Regions from separate parts of the Mus musculus genome. Here regions 2 and 3 are each linked to region 1. Evidence: chromatin loops called from intact Hi-C (ENCODE). Cell type or tissue: heart. All regions are shown on one strand.

Evidence for each region. Peaks named below come from ENCODE experiments on the same cell type or tissue, not always from the same donor. Only the 100,000 strongest peaks of a DNase experiment are listed, where the experiment ranks them.
Region 2: a loop joins it to region 1, with 8 times the contacts of the local background. A loop is called at or near these places in 3 of 42 quality-filtered maps.
Region 3: it touches region 1 in a loop (4-fold over the local background); 3 of 42 quality-filtered maps call a loop at or near these places.

The regions. Positions count from the first base shown.
Region 1 is chr13:97,133,460-97,141,459 of GRCm38, reverse strand. Nsa2 (NSA2 ribosome biogenesis homolog) reads left to right here and starts at 3,534. Exons shown (of 6, transcript NM_021552.5): 1 at 3,534-3,705; 2 at 5,752-5,939; 3 at 6,016-6,166; 4 at 7,742-7,921. The coding sequence starts at 3,703. It overlaps Gfm2 (G elongation factor, mitochondrial 2), which reads right to left and starts at 3,523. Exons shown (of 21, transcript NM_177266.5): 1 at 3,401-3,523. In heart, no CTCF peak of the experiment used is centred here; a DNase peak (open chromatin) is centred at 3,549; H3K4me3 peaks cover 2,049 bases; H3K27ac peaks cover 1,257 bases.
Region 2 is chr13:97,202,449-97,210,448 of GRCm38, reverse strand. No RefSeq gene overlaps it. Among named protein-coding and RNA genes, the nearest start is that of Hexb, 8.1 kb to the right of the region's middle. In heart, a CTCF peak has its summit at 4,888 (motif pointing right); a DNase peak (open chromatin) is centred at 5,218; H3K4me3 peaks cover 1,004 bases; H3K27ac peaks cover 622 bases.
Region 3 is chr13:96,390,432-96,398,431 of GRCm38, reverse strand. It overlaps Poc5 (POC5 centriolar protein), which reads right to left. Exons shown (of 13, transcript NM_026173.3): 3 at 6,757-6,844; 4 at 5,088-5,205; 5 at 3,863-3,940; 6 at 1,602-1,792. The coding sequence starts at 6,834. Among named protein-coding and RNA genes, the nearest start is that of Poc5, 6.1 kb to the right of the region's middle. In heart, no CTCF peak of the experiment used is centred here; no DNase peak of the experiment used is centred here.

The DNA of each region.
Region 1 (8,000 bases):
TTTGGCAGATGCCTATAATCCCTGCACTTGGGAAGCAGAGAGTGGAGGGTTGCCAAATTTTAGGTCACCTGGACTACATACATAGACTCAGTTCAAAGAAAAACCAAACCAACCAAACAAAACTTCAAGATATAATTAAAGTACATTTATTGAAATTAAAAAAAAACTACACAGAAATATACTTAAGGTAAATATTTAGAATTAAGTATGATAGATATCTCACGAAACTTGGTAGTTTCTCATCAACAACAAAACTTATCTATTCTGATTTTTGAACAATAAATATGTGAAAATAAAATACATAAAAGCTATATGAAAGCAAGCTGCCTGCGCCTGTGAATACAGAAGCCTTTACTTTGCAAACACTTACTAAGCCTGAGGGGTAGCCTTTGCTTACGCTGTCAAGGGCCTGGGTTTGACCTCCGCACCACAGCAGGCCCTTAGACCCACATTTACCAAGTCTTCCCTGGACGTAAAGTACGAGGTCAAAGGTGTGAGAAAATGATCTGCCTAGGTCACGGGAGGCAATGCTAAATCAGTTATGCAGAATTTTCATACTACGTGATTGAGGCCACCAAGATGGCTTAAAAGGTAAAGGCTCTTGCGGCCAAGTTTGACAATCTCGACTTGATCCCTGGGACACACAGGGTGAAGACAACCAACTGTCATAAGTTGTCCTCTGACTTCTATGCACAAATGCATGTGTTTTCACACTGGTAGTCAAGCAAACAAATAAACAAATGAAATACACTTAGTCATGTTAATAGTTTAATACATTAAAAAAAGATGTGACACATAAGAACAGTCATAAAATGTACTCCTATGTAAGCAGAATTTAAGATGTTACTGTAATCAGCCTGCCATGGTGGCACACACCTTTAATCCCAGCACTTGGGAGGCACAGGCAGTCGGATTTCTGAGTTGGAAGCCAACCTGGCCTACAGAGTGAGTTCCAGAATAGTTAGGACTACACAGAAAAACCCTGTCTTGAGGAAAAACAATGTTGCTGAGACATAACATAGAAAAGGGGATCTGTCAGCACCCAGTGGAAACGGCCTTAAATTAGGTTCCTACTGTTGTACTAATTCTATCTTCCCTCCCTAAAAGATGATGTTTCTAGATTGTATCCCAAATGTATTGTCTACATACAATATTTATCATGTACTGATGTCTCCGAAATAACACACTTCATTTCGAATTTGTATCACATGTAACATTTCTGCAAAAGTATGATGTATGCCTTAGGTAAAATGTTCTTAACACAGCCTTTAACTACGACTTTTGCTTCTCCTCTTTATGCTCAATGGAAGATCTCAAGCTGCTAATCTTATTTTTATTACAAAGCTTATTTCAGGCACAAGGAATTGTAAAAGATTTAAAACTTTTTTATGCACATGTGTCCCTATGAATGTATACCGTGTGTGTGAGGGTGACTGTAGTGACAGCTGGGAAAAGAGAAGGAATCAAGCCAGGTAGTGCGAGACTTTAATCCCAGCACTTGGGAGGCAGAGGCAGGCGGATTTCTGAGTTTGAGGCAAGCCTGGTCTACAGAGTGAGTTCCAGGATAGCCAAGGCTACACAGAGAAACCCTGTCTCGAAAAACAAACAAACAAACAAACAAAAGAGAGAGAGAGAAGGAATCAGACTCAGCTAAAGGGATTTCTTAATCCGGAAGCTGATTAAATACGTGTGCTCTGAAAACCCATCGAGACAAACGCCTATAGTACATCTATTTCCTGTCTGGATGAGTCTTTAAATATATCTATGTTTTACTACTAGAAGATTGCTGCTGGACTCTCGGGTCTTCTGAAATCTTGGATACATCACTAGAAATCTCAGTTTCCGTCTTTCATCTATGACAGCACAGGTCTGAATGAGAATTAAACCCACATATTTAATAAAAAGTGTGTCTAAAATTGCTTTTGGAGTATTTGAACTAAAGCAGTGAACAACAACAACGACTGTGCTCACACAGACTCTAGCCAACTCAAGGGCTACTAGGGGGAGGGGCTGAAATATACAACATCCTACTGTCATCGATGTTGCAGAAAGGAAGGGAAATGGAGCAGTTATGGTGTCAAGGGAGGCTTCACTAAAACTGTGAAATTAAAACTAAAAAAAAAACTAAAGTAGGTAAGGGAGTCAATGTGGGAAGAGGGAGCATACTCTAGCTTGAGAAATTGCGTAATTTACTGCACCTGAAAATACACGAATGCTAATCAGCGCTAGCTCTGATTTAAACAAACAAACAAACAAAAACATTATACTATGGGGACTTAAATGATAGTTTGAAGCCCAGCGGTTGTGGTGCACATCTTTAATTTCAGCACTCTGGAGGCAGAGGCAGGCGGACCTTTGTTGAGTTTGAGGCCAGTCTTGTTTGCGAAGCAAGTTCCAGGACAGCCAGCTCTACACAGGGAAACACTATCTCGAAAACATCAAAAAAGGAAGGGATGTTTAAAAAAAAAAAAAAAAGCAACAGCTTGACTCCAAGTGCTAGGGCTTCTTGAGATGTACTTTTCAATTTTGGTAGTTCCAAATTGGAGCTAGTGAACTTCTGTGACTACAGTACAAGGATAAAACTGGGGACTGACGAGATGGCTCAGAGGTTAAGTTTGGCTGCCCTTCTAGAGGACCAGGTTCAATTCCCAGCAACCACTAGCCCCCCCAACCATCTTTTATGATTCAACACCCTGTTCTGGCCTCGGAGGGCACCAGGTACGCACTACACATTTAAAAAAAAAAATAATAAGGGCTGGTGAGATGGCTCAGTGGGTAAGAGCACCCGACTGCTCTTCCGAAGGTCAGGAGTTCAAATCCCAGCAACCACATGGTGGCTCACAACCATCCGATCACGATATCTGACTCCCTCTTCTGGAGTGTCTGAAGACAGCTACAGTGTACTTACATATAATAAATAAATAAATCTTAAAAAAAAAATAATAATAATAAGGTGGAAAAACCACACAGATTTCTAAAAGGTAAAAACTGCCCTTAATTACACAGGATTTCTCAAGAGCTTAGGGGGAAAGTCCTGGGCGTCCACAAAAACCAAGTACCTTTTGCTTTCCTGGCCTGGCCAGTAGTTTTATTTTCCATATAACATATCTCAACCAATTGTGCATCCGCTAGCAACAGGAGAGACAGAAACAGACTAACAAATCAGTCGCCCTCCATAATGGATGAAGCAACACGTCCGTGACCCGGCAGACGGGGCCCGGAGGCCGGGGAGTGCTCGTCTGGAACCCGCTGTCAGTAGCAGCTACGAGGTCAGCAGTGGCAGACCAGCAAGACCGCGGCACGCACAGGGCGCCTGGCTGGTTCTGCTAGTGTCCGCCGGGGAGTAAGAGAGGAACCGGCAACACGGTACCACATCCCACCACCTCAGACACCCTCATACCCGCAGAAGGAACCCGCGGATCTCCCAGCTTACAAAAGCTCCATAAGCACCTTCCGCCCTCTAAGCAGTTCCGGTGGCGTCTCAGCTAAAATTCTCCTGCTGTCAATTTCCGCCCATCTGCCTAGGAACGGAAAGACGTCACGGAACTGCTGTGCGGCGCTTGCGCTCCACTCGGCCTTCTTAAAGGACTACCCTTTCCCGTCCTGGGCTGAACGAGGCAGGCTCGTGGACCAGTGACATCCAGAAATTAAGAGTTTTTTGAGACCCGGGAGGTCGCGGACCGGTGCTCCGCGGCTGTCATCATGGTAAGGAGGCCTCCTCGGACGCGGGCGACGAAGGGCCTGGGGTTAGCGTGGTTGGGCTGTCGGGGAGAGAGGACCGTGGTAGGCGGAACTGAGATGCCTTGGCGTGAGATGCAGCTTCTGGACCCGGAACACAAATCTTGGGATGAGACAAGAGTTCACTATAAAAGTCCTGATCTTGCTACCGTGGCGTCAGTGCCAACCTAATGGAATGCAGTTGAGACTTGTGATAATAACTTTATAGTCGCATCACACCGTTTTAATGCTCAGTATACTATATTCTTTGCAAAAAGCCAAACAGCGAATGAGTTGCGGAACAAAACATTCTCTTTATATATGAATTACCAGACCTGCCATTCTCATTATACTGGATGTTTCTCTTCAAAGTGGAATGCCATAAACCTTCTTTGTAGTTGCTGCAAAGTTTATGTGATAGCAGTTGAAAACAACACCCATAAGGGTTTTGTTACCTAGTTTTAATCTCTGAGCTGGGTTTTGTGCCTGTTTGTTTATTAGGTTGGTTGGTTTTGAGGGTTCAAATCTAACTAGATGCTGACTACAGTTTCATTGTTAACAATGAAACAATTTAAAACACAAATGGGATCCCATATAGTACTGACAACATGCAAAATAATACACCAACTTTGGAAGATAACACAGCAGTAGACAGTTTCCAAGCAAAGGTCTGAATTCATCTATATTTATTACAACTTTATTCCTAATCACCAATGGAAAAAAATGAACAGTCCAGATATACATCATATGGTAAATGGATAAAGAAATGAGTTTATATCCACACACTGGGATATGGCCAAGTGCTATAAAGTACTTAAGAGCTGGTAGACATAAATGGATATATTCTAGTTAAAAAAAGCCAGATGCAAAAGGATGTGTGTCCTGTAGATTCTACTCACTGGGCAGAGTAAACCATACAAATATAAGGTTGAAGATGGGAAAAGAAGACCTTAGAGTAGCACAAAGGAACATTCTGGGGTGGAAAAATCAATATGCCATCTTGAATATAATGGATACAGAAATTTATGATTGGGCAGGAATTACAACTACACACCCACAACTAAAATTGGCAAATCTTGTTTTATGTAAATTGTGTTTTAGAAAAATAACATTCTTTTTTTTTTTTTTTTTTTTTGGTTTTTCGAGACAGGGTTTCTCTTTTAGCTCTGGCTGTCCTGGAACTCACTCTGTAGACCAGGCTGGCCTCGAACTCAGAAATCCGCCTGCCTCTGCCTCCCGAGTGCTGGGATTAAAGGCGTGCGCCACCACGTCCGATTGAAAAATAACATTCTTTTTGGTTTTTCGAGACAGGGTTTCTCTGTGTAGCCCTGGCTGTCCTGGAACTCACTCTGTAGACCAGGCTGGCCTCCAACTCAGAAATCCGCCTGCCTCTGCCTCCCAAGTGCTGGGATTAAAGGTGTGTGCCACCACTGCCCGGCAAAATAACATTTTCTAATTTAAAAAGACCTGAAAGTAATTTACCTTATTATCTAAAGTAAAAAAAAAAGCATTAAATCCTGTAGTAATCTTATGTTTTTAGTAGATTTTGAATAAATACCTTCATTAAATAGTAGCTTTCCCTGAGAGTCATGCAGGTGTAAGCACATGAATACTGTCCAAGATAAAAATATATTTCACTTCATCATATTAAAGTCTTCGAATAGGGCTGGAAAGATGGCTCAGCGGTAAGAGCACTGACTGCTCCTCTGAAGGTCCTGAGTTCAAATGTCAGCAACCGCATGGTGGCTCACGACCACCTGTAATGAGATCTGATGCCTTCTTCTGATGCTTATGTATAATAATGAATAAATCTTTGGGCCAGAGCGAGCAGGGACTGAGCGAGTGGGGCTGACCCAGAGCAAGTAGAGGTCCTAAAAATTCAATTCCCAACAACCACCTGAAGGCTCACGACCATCTGTACTGCTACAGTGTATTCACATACATAAAACAAATAAATAAATCCTTTAAAAAAATCTTAAAATAATCGTGTCAATACTTGAAAAAATTAAAGTAACATTTCTTGAATTATTACAGCCACAAAATGAATATATTGAATTGCACCGCAAACGATACGGATATCGTTTGGACTACCATGAGAAAAAGAGAAAGAAAGAAGGTCGGGAGGCCCATGAACGTTCAAAGAAGGCAAAAAAAATGATTGGCCTGAAGGCTAAGCTCTACCATAAACAGCGCCATGCCGAGAAAATACAAATGAAAAAGACGTAAGTGGGCCCATCTACATAGCATACTCGGGTAATAATTACTGTGCACATTCTGAACCTCTGGGCTTTCTCGTAGTATTAAGATGCATGAGAAGAGAAACACCAAGCAGAAGGATGATGAGAAGACGCCGCAGGGAGCAGTCCCTGCCTATCTGCTGGACAGAGAGGGCCAGTCGAGAGCAAAAGTCCTTTCTAACATGATTAAGCAGAAACGGAAAGAAAAGGCGGTAAGTAATTTTTTCACGAGAGAAATATCTAAATTTGAGGGTCACGATTTGCCTCCAGTTTAATTTGAAACATTAAGGGCAACTATTAGTTCCATTATTGGGATACTGAAAGTCTTAGAATGTTTTTGTGAATCTTTTTATTTCTATTTTGATGAGGATTTAAGACTTGCTTATTTTTATGTGTGTTTGCCTATGTGTATTTATGACAGCACACGGTGCCAACAAAGGCTAGAAGAGGATGTCTGTTCCCCTGGAACTGAAATTATTTGCTAATGAGCTACTGTGTGGGAGTTGGGACCTGAACACAAGTGGTCTAAAGAACAGCAAGTGCTCTTAGCAGCTATCTCCAGCCTAATTTTGTAAATTTAGTTTGATAGAAACTTGCTGTCTTATCGCCAAGGTTGGTGTATCCTGGTGGAAAGAATTTTAGAATTTAAGTGTGAACAGAATCTCTCAGAGGGAGCGGTGGATAGAGCTCAGTTGACGGACGTCAGCCCACCTAGCTGTAGCTCCAGCACGGGGGCTCGGGAGGCAGGAGCATCACAAGTCTAAGGTCATTCTTGGCTACATAGCAAGTTTGAGGCCAACTTGGTCTCCATGAGTCCTTGTAAGCCATTAGAGTGTCATACATCTCTCATTTAAGAATTAATTAAAAACAAGTTCAGTACTTAATGACTTACATTTGAAAATCTTAATGCTGTGCTATTATAGAGAAAAACACAACTTTTTTTGGCCTTGCAGTGTCAAATTTGGTTCCAGTAGAATTTTACACACCCTTTTACAATTATTGTCAAAACTAACTAAAATTCTGCCCCGATACAGAAAGACCTCATAAATATTATTTTTAACTTCCTGTGAGTAGAATTAAGAAATCTAATTGGAAAATACACAGTATTAAAATCTTTTTTCAATTTGTAAATATCCTAATTATAATGGTCTGACTACTACTGAAGACACTAGTGGATATCTACTCAGTGAATATGTTGAATTAGTCTGATTGCAGATAAGAGACTAGGGTCCCGGGGGGTTATAAATCATTATTGGTGGCAATGGATTGTGAAGTGGTGGTACATCCTAGAACCCATGTCTTAGTAATATTAGTCCAGAAGTCTTTCTACTGCCTTACACTGCTATAGCCTTAGGGGTTTTGTTTTTGTTTTATGTGTCTGTTTATTCTGGGGCGCTACAAAGCATATGATGTTACTAGCAGTCTTAAAGTCTGTTTTAGGGAAAAATACAAAGAGATGAAGTGGAATGAGTTCTGCTTGTAACTATATGTGCTTGTGACAAGTCACTGCCTTATGGTGTAGATTTTTGGTCTGTAACAAGGTATGAAGAGATCCTAGGTCAACCAAACCATTTATTTAAGGCGCCCACGACATCCAGACTTAGCTGGGTTTTGCCAATTATGGCAAATTATGAAGGCACAGCACGGACTTCTCCAAAACAGCTGAACTACAAACGTGTGTTGAATGGTTATGGGAAAGTGAATCTTTTTTTTATTTTTTATGACCAAAAAACACTTGACTTATTCTTTTTTTTTTTTTTTTTAACATTATCAACCTACACTTTTAGGGAAAATGGGAGGTCCCTCTACCCAAAGTTCGTGCCCAAGGAGAAACAGAAGTATTGAAAGTTATTCGGACAGGAAAAAGGAAAAAGAAGGCATGGAAGAGAATGGTTACTAAAGTCTGTTTTGTTGGCGATGGCTTTACAAGAAAACCACCGAAATATGAAAGGTTCATTAGGCCCATGGTAAGTCTCTATAGGAGTGCAATGACCTAATGTTAGCCCCTTGTAAAGCTGGATAAAGTATATTACAGTTCCCTGAAAT
Region 2 (8,000 bases), 69 kb before region 1:
TTCTTTCACGAGTCAGCCTTAGCCTTTCACCTGTATCTGCTTCAGCCAAAGATTCTTTCACGAGTCAGCCTTAGCCTTTCACCTGTATGTGCTGCAGGAAAACACTCCTTCACGTGTTTGCCCCAGCAGAACGCCATCTAACACAACTGAGTCTCCAAAGAACCCTTAAGTTTCCACTTCACACTTGGAAATGGGCAAATTACTGATGCATCAGAATAGTCTGTATACGGAAATGCTACTCAGTACACAAACCAGAGTGTGCTCCTGAGACATGGGACAGAGTGGACAGGTCCCAAGTATGCCCAGTGAAAGAGCCAGACCCCAAGTGAGGACACGCTGTATGGTTATATTTCTATACAATTCTAGAAGATGCCCCCTAACCTACGGTTGTTTGGATGGAAGGGGTGGGAGTGGTGGGGGCAGAAAGCACACAGAACGATGGGAGGCAGAGACAGATAAGAGTCTGAAGATGGAGAGTTGGTACTGTGCCTGAACAAGTATCTTAGCTCCATCCCCAGTGCCCTGTGAAAGGGCAGGCATGAGAGCATGCATTTTATAAACCCAGCACTGGGAAGGCAGAAACAGGAGGAACTTGGGGGGTGCGGGGGGATTCCTGGTTAGCCAGTCAAGCCAGTACATGAACTCCACATTCAGTGGGACTGTTTCAAGAAATAAAAGTGTGTGTGTGTGTGTGTGTGTGTGTGTGTGTGTGTGTGTGTGTGTGTGTAACAGGCCTGATAGCTCATACCTGTAAGCCTAAACCTTAGGAAGTGGAGGTAAGATGGTCAGGAGTCATCCACAGACAACCCTGTCTCAGAGACAACCAAAAATATAAGGTGGAGAACAATTGAGGAAGACATCCGGCTTCCACACACATGCACATACATGCACATATACCACACACATATACATTGGTGGGGTTTTGTTTTGTTTTGGGTTTTTTTTTAAAGATTTATTTACTTATGATATGTAAGTACATTGTAGCTGTCTTCAGACACTCCAGAAGAGGGCATCAGATTCCATCACGGATGGTTGTGAGCCACCATGTGGTTGCTGGGATTTGAACTCCGGACCTTCGGAAGAGCAGTCGGATACTCTTACCCACTGAGCCATCTCACCAGCCCCTTGTTTTTGTTTTTAAAAGACGAGTCTGAAGAAAAATTTGGCCAGGCAGTGGTGGCACATGCCTTTACTCCCAGCACTTAGGAGGCAGAGGCAGGCAGATTTCTGAGTTCGAGGCCAGCCTGGTCTACAGAGTAAGTTCCAGGACAGTCAGGGTTACACAGAGAAACCCCATCTTTAAAAAAAAAAAAAGAAAAGAAAAGAAGAAAGAGAGAGAGAGAGAGAGAGAGAGAGAGAGAGAGACAGAAAGAAAGAAAGAAAGAAAGAAAGAAAGAAAGAAAGAAAGAAAGAAAGAAAGAAAAGCTTGGGTGTGGGTATGCCCATTAACCTATTTGACTATTCAAACATAGCCACACAGTGTACTTCAAATAGAAGTAGTTTGTTGTGTGACAACTACACTCAGTAAAAACGTATTTAAAGCAAAACTACGACATAAAACTCCAAAATGTCTCTGCCTCACCCCTGCTGGTTCTTATCTGTTAGACCTGGGCCAGAATTCAAACCTGGTAATATTTTCACAGTTACCATGGTGAGCCTGGCAGGGTGAGCTTCCATAAATGAAGTCCTTCTCGGCCCATCTCCATCTTTCTTCTGACAGTTATTTCTCTGCTGGTGAAATGAGCCACTTCAGGCCAGATTAGATTAGATTTAAGCAGGTTTATTAGGAAGCTGCTCTTAGGAGATTTCACTGGTCCCAAGGCCAGGGAAGTCACCATAGGCAGACAGAGGGGAGGTCTGGGGAAGAGAATGACAGAAAGAATGCAGAGAGAAGAGAGGGAAAGAAAAAGGCTGAAATGTCTGGATTATATAAGGAAGAGTCTCTGTGGGAAGCCCAGCCTCTGTGCTAGAAACTTCAGGGTTGCAGGCAGGCTACACCAGGTAGGAACCGCGGGATGCTGGGAGAACCTGGAGGCCAGGTCTGAAATCAAACACCTTCTAAAAAGGAATCCTTGGTGCCTGCGAGGAAATAGTTTCTTGTTCTCACAGAGTCCTCTTGGTAGAAAACAGGAAGTGGTAACTCTTTCTTGTAGGCTCTGCCTGCTTCTTTGACACACGCTGGGACTCTAGCTGGTGAGAGGTTTCTGTCCTGTCTAGGCTCCGCCCTCTCCCGGTGTAGGTAACGCTGGCTCTCAGGTGCTATCTAGTTCCAGCCTCCTCTAGACTCCTGATGGGGTGAATGGTCACAGGCACTCAGGACAGGCATCTTTGGCATTGCCACAGTCTGTGGCACTTACTATTGTGCTTGTCTTATTTACTTTCCTGTGGCTGGGATAAAATGCGCTTTGTCTGGCAATTGTAGGGTCAGCCTGTTAGATCCCAAAGAAACCCCAGAGAAGTCTCACTCAGGGCCCGAGGCTCCTCCCAGCACTTCTTACCCCACCCTCCACCCTCCACTCTCTCCTGGGTTTCTCTTCCTCCAGTTTCTGGTCCCTATATAACAGCTATTTTGGCTACATGTTCTCTTGGTCTCCTGGCTCCTGGTTGGCTCTGCTTCTGCGTCTCTCTTGGTCCACTCGCCCCCTACCCCTGCTCTCATTTCCACCTCTTGATTTCTCTCCCTTTTTCTCTCATGGCCCAGTTCAATCTGGAGCCTTGAAGTGCTCCTGGCTGTTTTCTCCCTCCTGGCTACTGTAAAACCTCCTCAACCGTACCCAGGAGCGGTCATGGCCCCACCCAAAGTCAAGGACTTAGGAGCTTGAAGGCACAGGTCACAGTGTATCAAAAGAGAACAAAGAGGCTCCAGTTCTGTGTGCTTCCTATTTTCATGCAGTCCAGGAGACTTTCCTGTGGATCTTAACACCTCAATGCATTTAATCCAGATAATCCGCCACAGGCTTGGCCAGAGTCTAACCTAGTCAAGATAACTGTTGGCACAAACCCAAAGCTCTCATCTTGAAGGGAATAAGAGTTTATTCTGGAGTCATTTTGAGTGATCATGGCCCCGGGAACACAGAATTAGGTTACCCCAAATTCCATGTACCATTGTGGAAGCAGTCACCACACTGGTGAGTACATCAAAGAGGCAGGCATTGCAAGATGGAGGACGCTTTTCTAGAGGCCCAAGATGCCGTCTGAGTTTTGGGTTGGTGGAGGTGAATCTGCTAAGCTAATAGATTCCCAAAGGTTTTTGGTCAGTTAGTCACAAGGTGTTAGTTCTGACCCAGAGGTGAGTGACCAATGTCTGTTCTGGAAGATCAGAACTAGCCCAAGATAAGGTCTCTTTGGACCACAACATCCCAGTCTCTCCACAGTACTGAAATCCTAGCCAGTCAGTCAGTTCACGCAATCCCTCAGAAGTGCATCTGGAGGCTTGCCTATGAGATCATTTCAGACCCTATCAAGGTAAGGGGCTGCTTTAGTTTGTTTTCTGCTACTGAGATGACAGGCTAACGAAATCCAACTTGAAGAGAAAAGGATTTAATTTTAGACTAGACTTTTGTGTTTCAGTTCTCTGTTGAGGAAAGTCGGAGCAGGAACGGAACCAAAATCACAGAGACCATAGAGGAACACGACTTACTCTTCTCTGGTTCTCTCTTTGTCTCTGTCTGTCTGCATGTCTGTCTGCCTGTCTCTGTCTATCTTTATCTCTCTTCTGTTTGTCTCTGTCTCTCTTTGCCTTTCTCCTCCCTCTCTTCCCCCCTCCCTCAGTCCCTCCCTCCCTCCCCTCTAACTTTCTATTCAGCCTAGGACCACTTGCCTAGGAATGGTACCACCCACAGTGGTCTTGGACCTCCCTCACAAGTCTATTGAAGACAATCCCTTACAGACAGGACTACAGGTCAATCTCACTGAGGCAACTAACTCTTCAATTGAGGTCCCCCCACCCCACCCCCCAGGTGACTCTGACTGTGACACGTTGGCAATAAGACCTACCAGAATAGTATTCTTTCTCAGAGTGAACCAGTTGTGCAGCTCCCTTGACTAGCCAGCGTGCTGTCAACAAAAGAAAGCTGTTTCTCTTCCAAGCTCTTCTGGAGTCTCCAGCTTTCTTGTTCTGCATACACACACACACACACACACACACACACAGAGTCTTCTTGTCCCCAATGCCCACTGAACCTCAGCCTTCAACCTGGGCCTTCCCAGGCTAATGAGATGTGACCCTTAAGCCTCTGCACCAGATCCAGCCTCACGCTTGCAGACACCCCACCTCTGGTACAATGGATCTTGCTGAAGGCCTCCAGCAAGAACAGAATTGAGGGTTCCTAACCTTAAAATTCAACTCTAAACCTAAGAGTGTCATTCTGCCCAAGAATACAGACTTGGACCTCTTTGTAGACCTCTTGTGTCGGACAGGGACGATAGGTGTGCTGGAGTGATAGCTACCCTGTGGCTCCATTTCTATTTACCTGATGTTCTATTACAATCCCTTGTCTGTTGACACCCTCAGTTAAGTCCTTTTGCAGTTACAGGTCTGATTCCCCAGTTCAGCTTCCTCCTTAGAGTCATACTTAGGCTGTGAGGGTGAGAAAGGGGCAAAGAGGAACATTTTCAGGAGAGACGGCAGAAATCAGTCACCAACATGACCTCTGTCCCCAGTCTGGAGGTTTTAGTTTGAGAAGCTTTCAAAGTTCAATGTGTGTTTTGAGGCTTGTTTGCATTGTTGTTTTGCTTACTTGGTTCTTGGGGACCGAGGTTTCATTTTGCAGCATCTCGGTCTAGGTAGGCTCTGATCAAATATCCGAGTTGCACATAAACGCGCCTCTCAATAGATCAAAGTGGAGTGTTGGCAAACATGAGAGCAGATTTCCACCAGAGGGTGCTGCGGAGCAGAAACAAAAGTGGGAATGGTTTTGTGTCTAGTTTTTAAAAACTGAGGGAACGCTTGGCAATCGCCAGGGTAGTTTTAACTCTAAACCCTTTCTTTGCCCTGAGGGAGATGACCCGGTTTAGCAAACCTGTGTCAGAAAGAGCTAATTGGGTTTCATAACTGCAGACAGGATTCACAAATATTTCCAGATCTCTATGGCTGTGCCTTGACACAGCTTTTCCTCACAGGCAGAAAGCTAGCAACCGCCCCGCCTAGTTCCTTGCTGTCTAGTTATCTCAGTTTATTGGTTCACTCAATCGACACCCACTTTGCTTTCCCATCGGCACGGAAGCGTGGAACTACATTTCCCAGGCTCCTTTGCTGCTAGGGTGTTAAGGTGTCCATCCCCTGTGATTCCGTGAATCTTGAACTCAGAAGACAGAGACAAAATAGAGTTTCCCTTCTGTGGGTCCAGATTGGAACCAGGCTGACGTAATCCGAGTCAATTTCTTCAGCCCTAGTGAGGATTCTATGAGCCACTCAGTTCCCCACAGTGAATTTGTTTCTAAAATAGCTATAGTAAATTCTGTCTTCTGTAACTAAGCCATGGATGCTGATACATTAGGCATTTGGCAAGATCTCCAAATTCCACTCTGTCTTTCCCTCTTTAAGGTCAACCGACCACAAACATTGCCTCAATTGAATTAAAGAAAAATGGTTATTTTGACATTTGCTAAACTAACAGGAAGACTTTATTCGGGACTACCCAAAAAATAAAAGTGGGTCACTCAATCGCCACCCACCTCGCTTTCCCATCGGCGCAGAAGCATGGAATTACAATTCCCAGGCTCAAGTGTCAAGTGTCAAGGTTACTGCAATAGAAGAAAAAGACTGGCACAAAAATAGCTAGGATACCAGATACCGGAAGGGAGACAGAGATGAAAAATGACCGAGTCCCTCAAGGACTCTTCAGAAGCCAACTTAAAAACCCGGTGGAAGGCAGACCAAGGTGACCAGAGACCAAAGTTTGGGAAAAGGAACCGGTATCAAGCATGAGGACTCTGCTCATCAGACTTGCCAGAATTCTTGGTATCTGACCGAATTTCTATTCAGATCCAGGTAGAATAGGGACCACAGCTGAGGTCAAGTCCATAAGGCATACTGGAACCTCACAGAACTTTGGCTAAGGAAGGAGTCTTCTTAAGTACGTGTTGTTTCTAATAAAATCTCAATCATGTGACTTTACCAATCTCGACTAGGGAGCTGGATGCTGTGGTAAAAGCCTGAGAGAGGCTCAGAGGCAGAGAAAGCGCCCAGTTGATCTTCCTCCACAGCTGACATCCCAAAAAGAAGGCTCTCCTCCACAGCATCTCAAAACCCCTTCAAACTGAATGTCCCTCCCTTCCACTTCCTGTGAGTCTTTCTATCGGCCCGCCCTCCTGAATTCCTCTTCCTCGATGGCTTTTTCCTGTGTTCATTCCCTGTCAACTGGTTACTGGTTTCGCCTTTTGACCTATGGTATGATTGACCCGAATCCTGTTTACAACAGACAGCAAGCTCTTGGACTAAAGGTGTGTACTAGGGCTGAGCCACACAACTAAAAACAGGTTTTTCCAGTAAATAACACCATCTTGGGGATTCGCAGTATGATCAGATACCCTGCACAAGTGTGTACATGTCAACTGCTCAGCACAGAACAGCAATAGCCTCTACTTCTCTCAGTGGCCTCTGCTCCTTGACTTCCCTGTTTTGGTGACAACACGGGTCAGGCTGTGAGGGAGCAAAAAGCTCAGTGGATGCAGGCCAGAGGCCAGGGCACCAAGGACAAAGCACTAAAGAAGGAGAAAAGGGAGGTGGAAGAGACCAGCGAACACCAAGATGGGCCACACTGTGGAGAGGATCAGGATTCTGTGTTTTATCCTAGGTCCTGGGAGGCAGCATCCACTGACGCACATTAAACACGGAACTAAAAGGATCTCCTCATTTGCATTTTACAGACCACCTTAGCGACTGTATTTCTGTCAGAGATGGATGGGTTGGCCTGGTAGGGCAAGCAGCAAAACACAGACCAACACCTAAGACCCCACTGCGCTAACCTGGGGTTCTAGGGAGAAACAATAGGTAGTGTGGCTTGAAAGAGGAGTGCCCCTTGTAAGCTCAAGTATTTGAACACTTGACCCCAAATTGGTGGTGTTTTGGGGAGACCTGGGTGGTGTGGCCTTGCTGGAGGAAGTATGTCACCAGAGGCGTGCTGCTTCAGGAGTTCAAAGCCTCTTCCACTTCCCTTTCATCCCCTCTGCTTTGTGATTGTCATTGGAAATATGACCTCGCAGCTTCCTGCTCTGACCCCTTGCTACCATGCCTTGCTCCTCAATCCTACTCAGCCAACTCTCCCTCGGAACCATAGACCACGATAAACTGCCCTGGAAGCTGTCTTGGACAGTCATGATGTTGTATCATAGCAACAAAAAAAAGTATCACCCTGGGGAAGAAGAGAACCCATCTCAATCACAGCTTTTACAGAAACAATGGAAGTCCTAAAGATGTTTAATGAACGTGAGAAAGACTCAAGTAAAATAGCCTGGAAGACTTGGGCGTCAACTTGGGTGTCAATTTTGGCAACGGGTTTATCGTCAGAACACATCACTGGTACATGGACTCCCACAAGTCACCAACTTGGCTGTCTCTTCTTGAAGTGTGGTGGGAGCCACAAAAGAACCACTGAGAATCCTGAGGAGGCTGAGATGGTATGAGGGTATGAGCACCTTCAAGTATGCCTGGACCTCTGGTGTGAGCATGGTCTCCCTGATGACACCTCCCTGTGGAAACTTGAGACTCACAAATACTATGTGATAATCAGTAATGTTCCAGGACAGAGACGTTATTAAAAGCAGCATCCTCATAGACACATGCTTTTAGGGCTACGCATGATGTCCTGATTGTTGGTGCTGGCAATTCTGAAGCTGGTATCTTCAGTGATAGCAGGCCTGTGAGCATGTCCTTGTGCGTCACACCAGATATTAAATCAATGATAATATTGACAAAATTCATTCCACTGGGCCACCTCACAGCCAGAAGAAATGTAAGCAAGCACCATTTACATTAAAACAAAACAAAGAAAAAAACC
Region 3 (8,000 bases), 740 kb after region 1:
CACATGCGGTGGTTCTGCAGAGACAGCTCAGCGGTTAAGAGCACCGCTCTTCTAGAGGACCTGGGTGCAATCCCTAACACTCACATGGTGGCTGGCATCTACAACACTAGTCATAAGAGATCCGATACCCTCTCCTGGCCTCCCAGGCACTGAAAGCATGTGATGCACTGTTGTACACCGAGGCTAAACATCCCTACATGTAAAAAAAAAAAAAAAAACAAAAAAAAAAACCTCAAAAGAAATTCAAATAAAAATGGATCAGGTGGAGAAATAGAGTGATAAGGGCTAAGCTGAGGCCGACGGTTGAAAGACTTAGAGTGGGAGTTGAAACCATGAAACGGAAGTTTCCTCCAAACCAAGTTATTGCAGTGCTTGTCTTACAACAACGTGTTAGCTAAGCCCTTTAGTGCTACTGACTGGCAGGAGTCAAAGGACAAGGAATCGCCAGTCATCTAGGAACAGCAAAACCCTCAATAACAAACATGCTTAACTCAGCACAGACGAGGTTAATGGCTGCTGCACAATCCTGCTATAGTTTCTGCTATTATCACAGCGTGACATCCAGGGGAGGATGGTAGATTCTGCTGCCAGAGTATTTTCAGAGTTATAGCTTCAAACAACAGGAAACCATGTCACAGAATTCATATGATTGTCATTTTCCATGGATATAAATGTATAACTACGTGCTTTGGAAAAGTTCATTTTCTCAGTTTTTAGAAGAGTTAAATCATATCACTTTAATCATATTTATTTGATTTCAATGACATGTAAGTCTCTGTTTGGGTATGTGAACATGAGACCAGAGGCTGTGGCCCACTGACATGGTGCTGGGAGCAGAACTCCAGTCCTCTGCAACAGCATTCTTGCTGTTAGCCACTGAACACCTCTCCAGCCTGTTCCATTAAAATATCAGCAAAAATCATGTTTTAATACTGTGTTTTAATAGTGACATTTCTGTAATGCTGATTATTGGTAGGTATTAGCATCACCAAACAAAAAGTTTTATAGATTCATCAGACATATATTGTGGCTGCTATAAAATTAATATATATCAGTAAAGTACATATACAAAAGGTCCTCCCATCCCAGCTTCCCAGACAACTGGGATTCCAGGTGTGTGACCCTCCTAAGCCCCTATGTCCTCACTAGGCTCTAAAGAGACTGCAGCAATGTCAGTCATTGCTATAGGCTATCAGGATGCAGGATGCTCTTTAAAACGCATGAGAATGTGGTGGGACATACAGTATCCTAGCAACTCTGTAAACCTTGCAACTGTAATATTACCTACGTGTGTAGCAAATACGTAATTGTAGGCCCTACTAAAACATACTGAGTACCAAGCCACAGTTTAACAAGACACTGAGGCAGCTCATATATGCATTCAAGATTGAAAGACATAAATCTAAGATTGATCATCCCAGGAATCCAAAGGTTTAGGGTTTTTTTGGGTTGTTGTTGTTTAGGTTTTTGTTTACTAGAAAACATTAAGAAAGAAAGGAAGGAAGGAAGGAAAGGAGGAGGAGGAAGTAAAAGGCAGGCAAACAGAGAGACGAGGCTCAGGTGTCAGAATATAAAGCAACTGCAACTAAGAGCTATAATACCTTAAGACCTGAACTCCAGATATCAAGTATATTCTCCAACTTCTGAAAATTTTCATCAGAGACGAGATGCTCCCCCCCATTTATTTCATGGGCATCTGTCCGAGTAGAAAGAGAGGCTGGCGAGGAAGAGTCACCTAAAACATGTGAGCTGAAAAAGTCCATGACTGGGTGAGATGGCTTCCTGGGTGACCCTACAAGAAAAGCACAGCAATCAAATAGGCGTCAGGTCAGATGGAAGTTGTCTAACTGGCAGAGTAATGTCAAAAGATTATGTTAGAAGTAATGTATAATGTCAACTCTGGAGACCAAGAAAAAAACACAGAGAAATTACTCTTGAGGTATACATACTTCAGCATGGGCATTTGGATATCAGTGCTGTCACTGATTACGGGTTGACAGGCATAGGATGCCTTCTACACCCCTTCCATCTTTCACAAACAACTCCTATGGCAAACACGGATGTGTCATACATCCTGGTCCAGCCCGAACTGAGTGTGATCAGCCACACTGTCACATTCACATTAACAAAATGCCTTTTATATTTCAGGGTTAGCTCTCAACATGAAAATACCTAAGAGGTAGGTATTTTCTCAACCATAAGGAGAACACTGAGGCTCTGAGCATTGATTGACCATGGTGAGGCAGTTGTCTATAGATCACTCTTGTTTATTTTCAATGTTGGTCCTGCCCTTAACATTGCTAGAACTTGACAATATAAAAGGGCTAGTTATTTAGTTTACTAGATATGCTGTTAGCCTCCAACATATAGATGAAAAATCTGTACAGTAATCTATATGCATGTGCACATATACACAACTATCACTTGCCATTACTCAGTGAGGTGCAGAGAGCCAGAGCCAGAAAGACAACTGGCCTCTATCTTTAAAAAGCATAACTAGAAGAGCCAATATTCCATCACAGATTACTGGAATTAGACATCATCCGTTACCATTTCTGGTGAATCCCACCTTAACTATGATGATTCTAATAACCAAGAGTGGTGGCTTGTCTCTTGTTCTTGAAGAATGAAGCAAGGACAGAAGTTCTACAGAACTTGTTACATAAAAGCAAATCTTTCTAGAACTCCTTGCAAGAAGGAAAATTATTCCCTAAATTGTGCATTTGCTATGCAATAAATAGAGTGTGGGATGGTCATACGTGAGATATCACCTACACAGTCTGAAGATAATCAAAGAACCCAAGGAGCAAGGCAGAAAGAGCAAGTGTACTCGTATTCTTTCACTGGGCTCTACTGAGTAGAGAGTCAGAAGGCTCTGCTTCCCTGCTCTGTTTTTCTGAGATAGGGCCTATGTAGTGCAGGTTGGTGTAAACCTGGCTATCCTCTTGTCTTAGCATCCTGGTAGGAATACAAACACATGGCACCTTGTCCAAAAGGCTCTGTGGTTTTATTGCTGAGAAAAAATATACATATTCACCATTTACAAAATAGAGTCATATGACTTAAGGGCTTGAAAGACCATCTGCAAAAATAATATTGCCCAAGATTCTTTCAAGTGAAGAAACAAAGGCAGGCATTTCTTACAAAGTGACTTAAATGGTTCCGCATTAATAATGCCACGCTGTAGAGCAAGGGAAGTGCCCCATTTCCATTGTTTACATTTATACATGTAAAGTAAAAAGCCTGAAGCTGGTTCTAGTAAGCTTCAACCTCCCCTCCTCCCCACCAGCCTCTCTCTGCACATCTCTGACTCAACAGGACTGCAACAATAGAGAGTAGTTAGCAGCCGTATTTCCATTAGTCACCTTTGCCATTGCTCCCTAACTGTAAGAAGGATACATTGCTTTTATGTTATAGTCAGTATCAATGATTAGTTTAAAATAATTTCAAGCTAAAAATGAACATTTTCTCACTTTAAATATATGACACAGGTCATTATATCATTACGTATCTTATCACTATAAGTATATGACATAGAGACATAGATCATTACATTGGTAGATACATACGCCTGAATGCTGGGGAGCAGTACATTGCTTATGAAGGACTTATTAATTGGCTGAACTAACTAATATCTCGCTAAATCTTTATTAAGACATCTTCTTTCTAAAGGCATTGTAAAGGATGTCATGCGCTGTAATTATGATCTTAGCTGCATGATTTTGGAATGTTGTGAATTGTTTTTAATATTATCACTTAAGCTAGCAGCAATAGCATTTTAAAAGTCTGGCTAAGTAATATGGTGACTTATTCTTGCTAATACACTGTAATTCATAAAAAAACTAAGGAAAAGTCATCCTACCTGATTTTGAATGGCTTGAAATATTTAAATCGGATCCTTTTCCCACTTCCAGTTCAGTGTCTCTTACAGGGTTATTTCCTGTCCAAAAAAAAAAAAAAAGAGTTGTTTTTATGTTTTTTTGTTTGTTTGTTTAAAGATTTTATTTATTTAATATATGTGAGTACACTGTAACTGTCTTCAGACACACCAGAGGAGGGCATCAGCTCTCATTACAGATGGTTGTGAGCCTCCATGTGGTTGCTGGGAATTGAACTCAGGACCTCTGGAAGAGCAGTCAGTGCTCTTAACTGTTGAGCCATCTGTTCAGCTCCCCCGCCCCAAGTTTTTAAAATTAAACCTCTTAAAAGAATACATGTGTACGTACTACGTGTACAATGGTTTTATTGCGACATATTCATGTATGCAGATAACATACTAACCCTTTCTTATTCTGTTTTCCTTGCACCTCTGGGTCCTTTTCCATTTAAATAGTACCTCTTCTACTTTTGTGTCTTAAATACATTTAAAAAAAATCTGTATCCCACACACTGGAAGAAGCTGCACTGCCTGTCTTCCCAAGCCTGCTTTGCTCTGCTTCACTTGATGATTCCATGGACGATTACCCACTCATCCACTACAGGGCGACTGGACTGGGTCTATGCTGCAATGAACATGGACGTGCAGGTATTTTATGCCAGCTCTCGTGTCCCTGAGTGTGTGTCTAGGGAGGACAGCTGGGTCACATGGTAGCTCTATATCTATAACATACGTGCATATTTATCTATCCTATGATTAAAGGTGTGCAGCACCACTGCCAGGCTCTACATTGAGTACCTTAATGACAATTCCTTCTGAACAAACTAAAGTGCTGCGGACTGATGAATATAAACAGGCAAGGGCTGGGAAGAGAAGTCCCAGCAAAGTGCTTGCCATGTAAGCTTGAGGATTCGAGTACAGGATTTCCAGAGCCCGGGGAAAGAGATAATCACTATTGTGCTGCTCTGATTTTATGACTTTTCATGAAGTTAAAAGTCAACTGCAGTTTCAATTAAAGTCCAACCGTCAAAAGAGCCGGGAATGGCAGTAAAGCGCAAGGCAGGCCCGCATCACACTGCTTTACACTGTGGACTGAGAAGAGCCCAGTGATGGTCAGGGGCAGTTCCACAGTCAAGCCAGCATCACCAACAGACTCAGGATCTTAAGTGGCATCTTGACAACTGCATATAACCGGGTTGGTGAGGCATACCAGCTAGCGTAGGGAATCTATCCGGTGCCACTTCTCCTCTAAGGTGAGATGGCTGCGAAGCACTGCATTCAACATTTGGATTCACAATAGCATAGCGAAGCAGCTCTTCATACTCCTCCTATGAGAAGCCAAGAACAGCGATGTATTACAGCAGCTATAATGTTGCATTCAAACGTTCATTTTGTTGTGTTAAGAAGTCTATGTAACCACATAATAGTCATATACTTACCACAATACAGGAAAGCTTAGCCCTTTTGCTTAGCTTGAGTCCTTTGAGTGCTCTGGCATGACGTTGACATTTATAATTAAAAATTTAATGGGGAAGTGTTGGTGATTCAATATAACACTTTTTTCTATCTCTTCTTTCTTACATTCTCTATCAATTTAACTAAAGATGATACAAGTGATGCCCCTTCAAGGCAATAAGCCCGAGTTTTAACCTGTTTCCTAGTATTTAGGAAGTGTGGCAGGTGTGTGCAAGCATCTATGTAGTTGTAGCACGGAGCAGTGGTGAGAAGAGGATCAGGAGTTTGAAGCTAGCCTGGGCTGAAGATACAAAGTAAAAGTCTGTGTTTGGAAAAAAATTTATGTAGCTTATCATAATGTTTAGTTTTCATATTGACAGAAGAAATTATAATTCTTTAAAAAGGTTGATATAGTCTTAAATTAAAATTTTTTCTAAATCATACCTGGTTGTTAAAATAAAGGAAAATCCAAATTTTTCAGTTATTAAGAAAAAGGGCAACCTTAACTTGACAGGATACACTGGGATAAGATACAAGGTATTCATTGGTCTGTGTAAACCTAGATGGGAGTTGACCCTAATAAAATAATGTACGGAATTCCAAGTCTCCAGCAGTAGCCTTTGCTAACTGACTATGAGCACCTATTTCTCCTTTTTTATGTAAATGAATAAGCCCCAGGGTTGGACCTGGGCAAATGGTCATCTACTTCTTCCACCGCCCTGCAGCTGAGGCAGTAAGAAAGCACAGCTTGTGGGATTTTAAGATCCCATGTAAATAACACACTCTTTCCTAAGCATTTCTCCTAACTCATCAGTCACAGCCCAGGTTCAAGGTAGGAGATTATGCCAATGCAGTAGTTATGCCAAATGTAGATTATGGCAAGTATAGTGGTCATAACAAGAACCTTACTACACAGAGCATTAGTGAGCCTTGGACCCTAGAATCTCAGATGGCTGACATTCTGTTACTTTTCATTAAGGATGAAAGCATTTGGCAGAGGCAGTTAAATGAGAACATTTCACATAATGTTCCGAAATTCTGAATTTTATTTTTCACTGTGCTAAAGCCTTTGCAGAAAATGCTTTTGAACAGTTCATGCCTATTTTCTGAAAACTTAAAGCAATATACTCCCCAAATTAGTTGAGAGTTGATAATATTGTAAACACGAACACTTCACTGTGAAGGGAATGAGTAAATGAAAAATGCACTTCTGGTTTTGCCATAAATTAATACTTTGTTTAAATTTTGGGGGGAATGTGGCCTCTGTAGCCCTGACTGTCTTGGCTCTCTCTATGTGAAACCTGCTGGCCTTAAACTCAGAGATCTCTCTGCCTCTGCCTCCTGAGTGCTGGGATTAAAGGCTGCACCATTACACAGCGTTTTCTAAGTTTTTAAAGTCACAATAACTTTAGATGTCTTCCTACCTGAAGGTCTGTGGAGACAGAACGGTCAGAGTCATTGTGAGCCACATGAAGTGAACACTTGTCCTCATCAGATGACATTCTGCAAACACTGTAAAACAGCACAAGTTAGCTTCAGTTCTCTCCTAATATTTACACCAAAGCTTTTAAATACATGGAGTGCAACAGTGCTTTAACTTGCAAATATTGTTCGTGTCATTTAAAAGAAATCACCCACTTGACATGTTCAGCAAAAATCCTAGGGCCAAAGAAGGGACTTACTTCAAACATTTGTGTTTCTATAATACCCTAAGAGATGTGCTAAATACACAAAGGACTGAAGAAAACTGCTTCAGAACCATTTCCTGCAGAGTTTCTCAGGAAAGAGCCTGTGGTCACCATTCTTCAGCCTTAGGTGACATCCCAGAGACCAAATACTTTCCTGTGACATTCTGGAGTAAGACAGCCCAAGAGTTTGAGTCAATTCCCTTGCTGAGATACTTACATCTGGGGAATATTACTGTAAGAAAATTAACTTCATACATTACAACATACTGAGACACACACAGAGAAATCATTCCATGTCTTAACTAAAGAAAACTATTGCAATGGGGGTGCGCAAGTTAAAAGGCAAATAGTAACTATTCAAACTCTCTGAACACCAGTAAGTCAGGCAGCATGGCCCCAGTACTGAGACCTGAGAGACAGACTCAAGATAAAAGGAGAGCTGTGTAAGCCAAGGCACAGAGGCATAGCATGTACGTGAAAAAGAATCAGGGTGCTTGGTTAGGCTGAATACAAATCAAATAAGAAGGCATAGTTACAATTATAACCTTTCATATTAAAAGGCTGAATCTTTACATAAGACATTAAATGTCTGAAACAACGGATGTGGCCAACCTTGTTTTTTATTTATTCATATTTACAATGGTGAGGGTTGAATGCACTGCAGCTATGCAAGTCAGGGGCTAGACTCTTACTGCAGAGCTACCTCTCTGAACACTGCGCTTTTCAAAAAATCACATTTTAAAAAAGAAATACTACTCTGGCAGCTTTAGGACAGATTTGGATTCTAAAACTATAGAGTCCAATCGAGAGCCAGCTGTAGGAATCCAAGCAGTAAGGGTTCTTTTAAGTATCAACCTGGGAGACAAAATGAGGTCCTTAAACCAGAATGCAGCCTTGGCAAGGGCTCTGAGGTGTGGCTCTGAGGCAGCTGTGCGACGGTGATGACAATGTGGGCTCATGACCAATGACCACTTAAACAT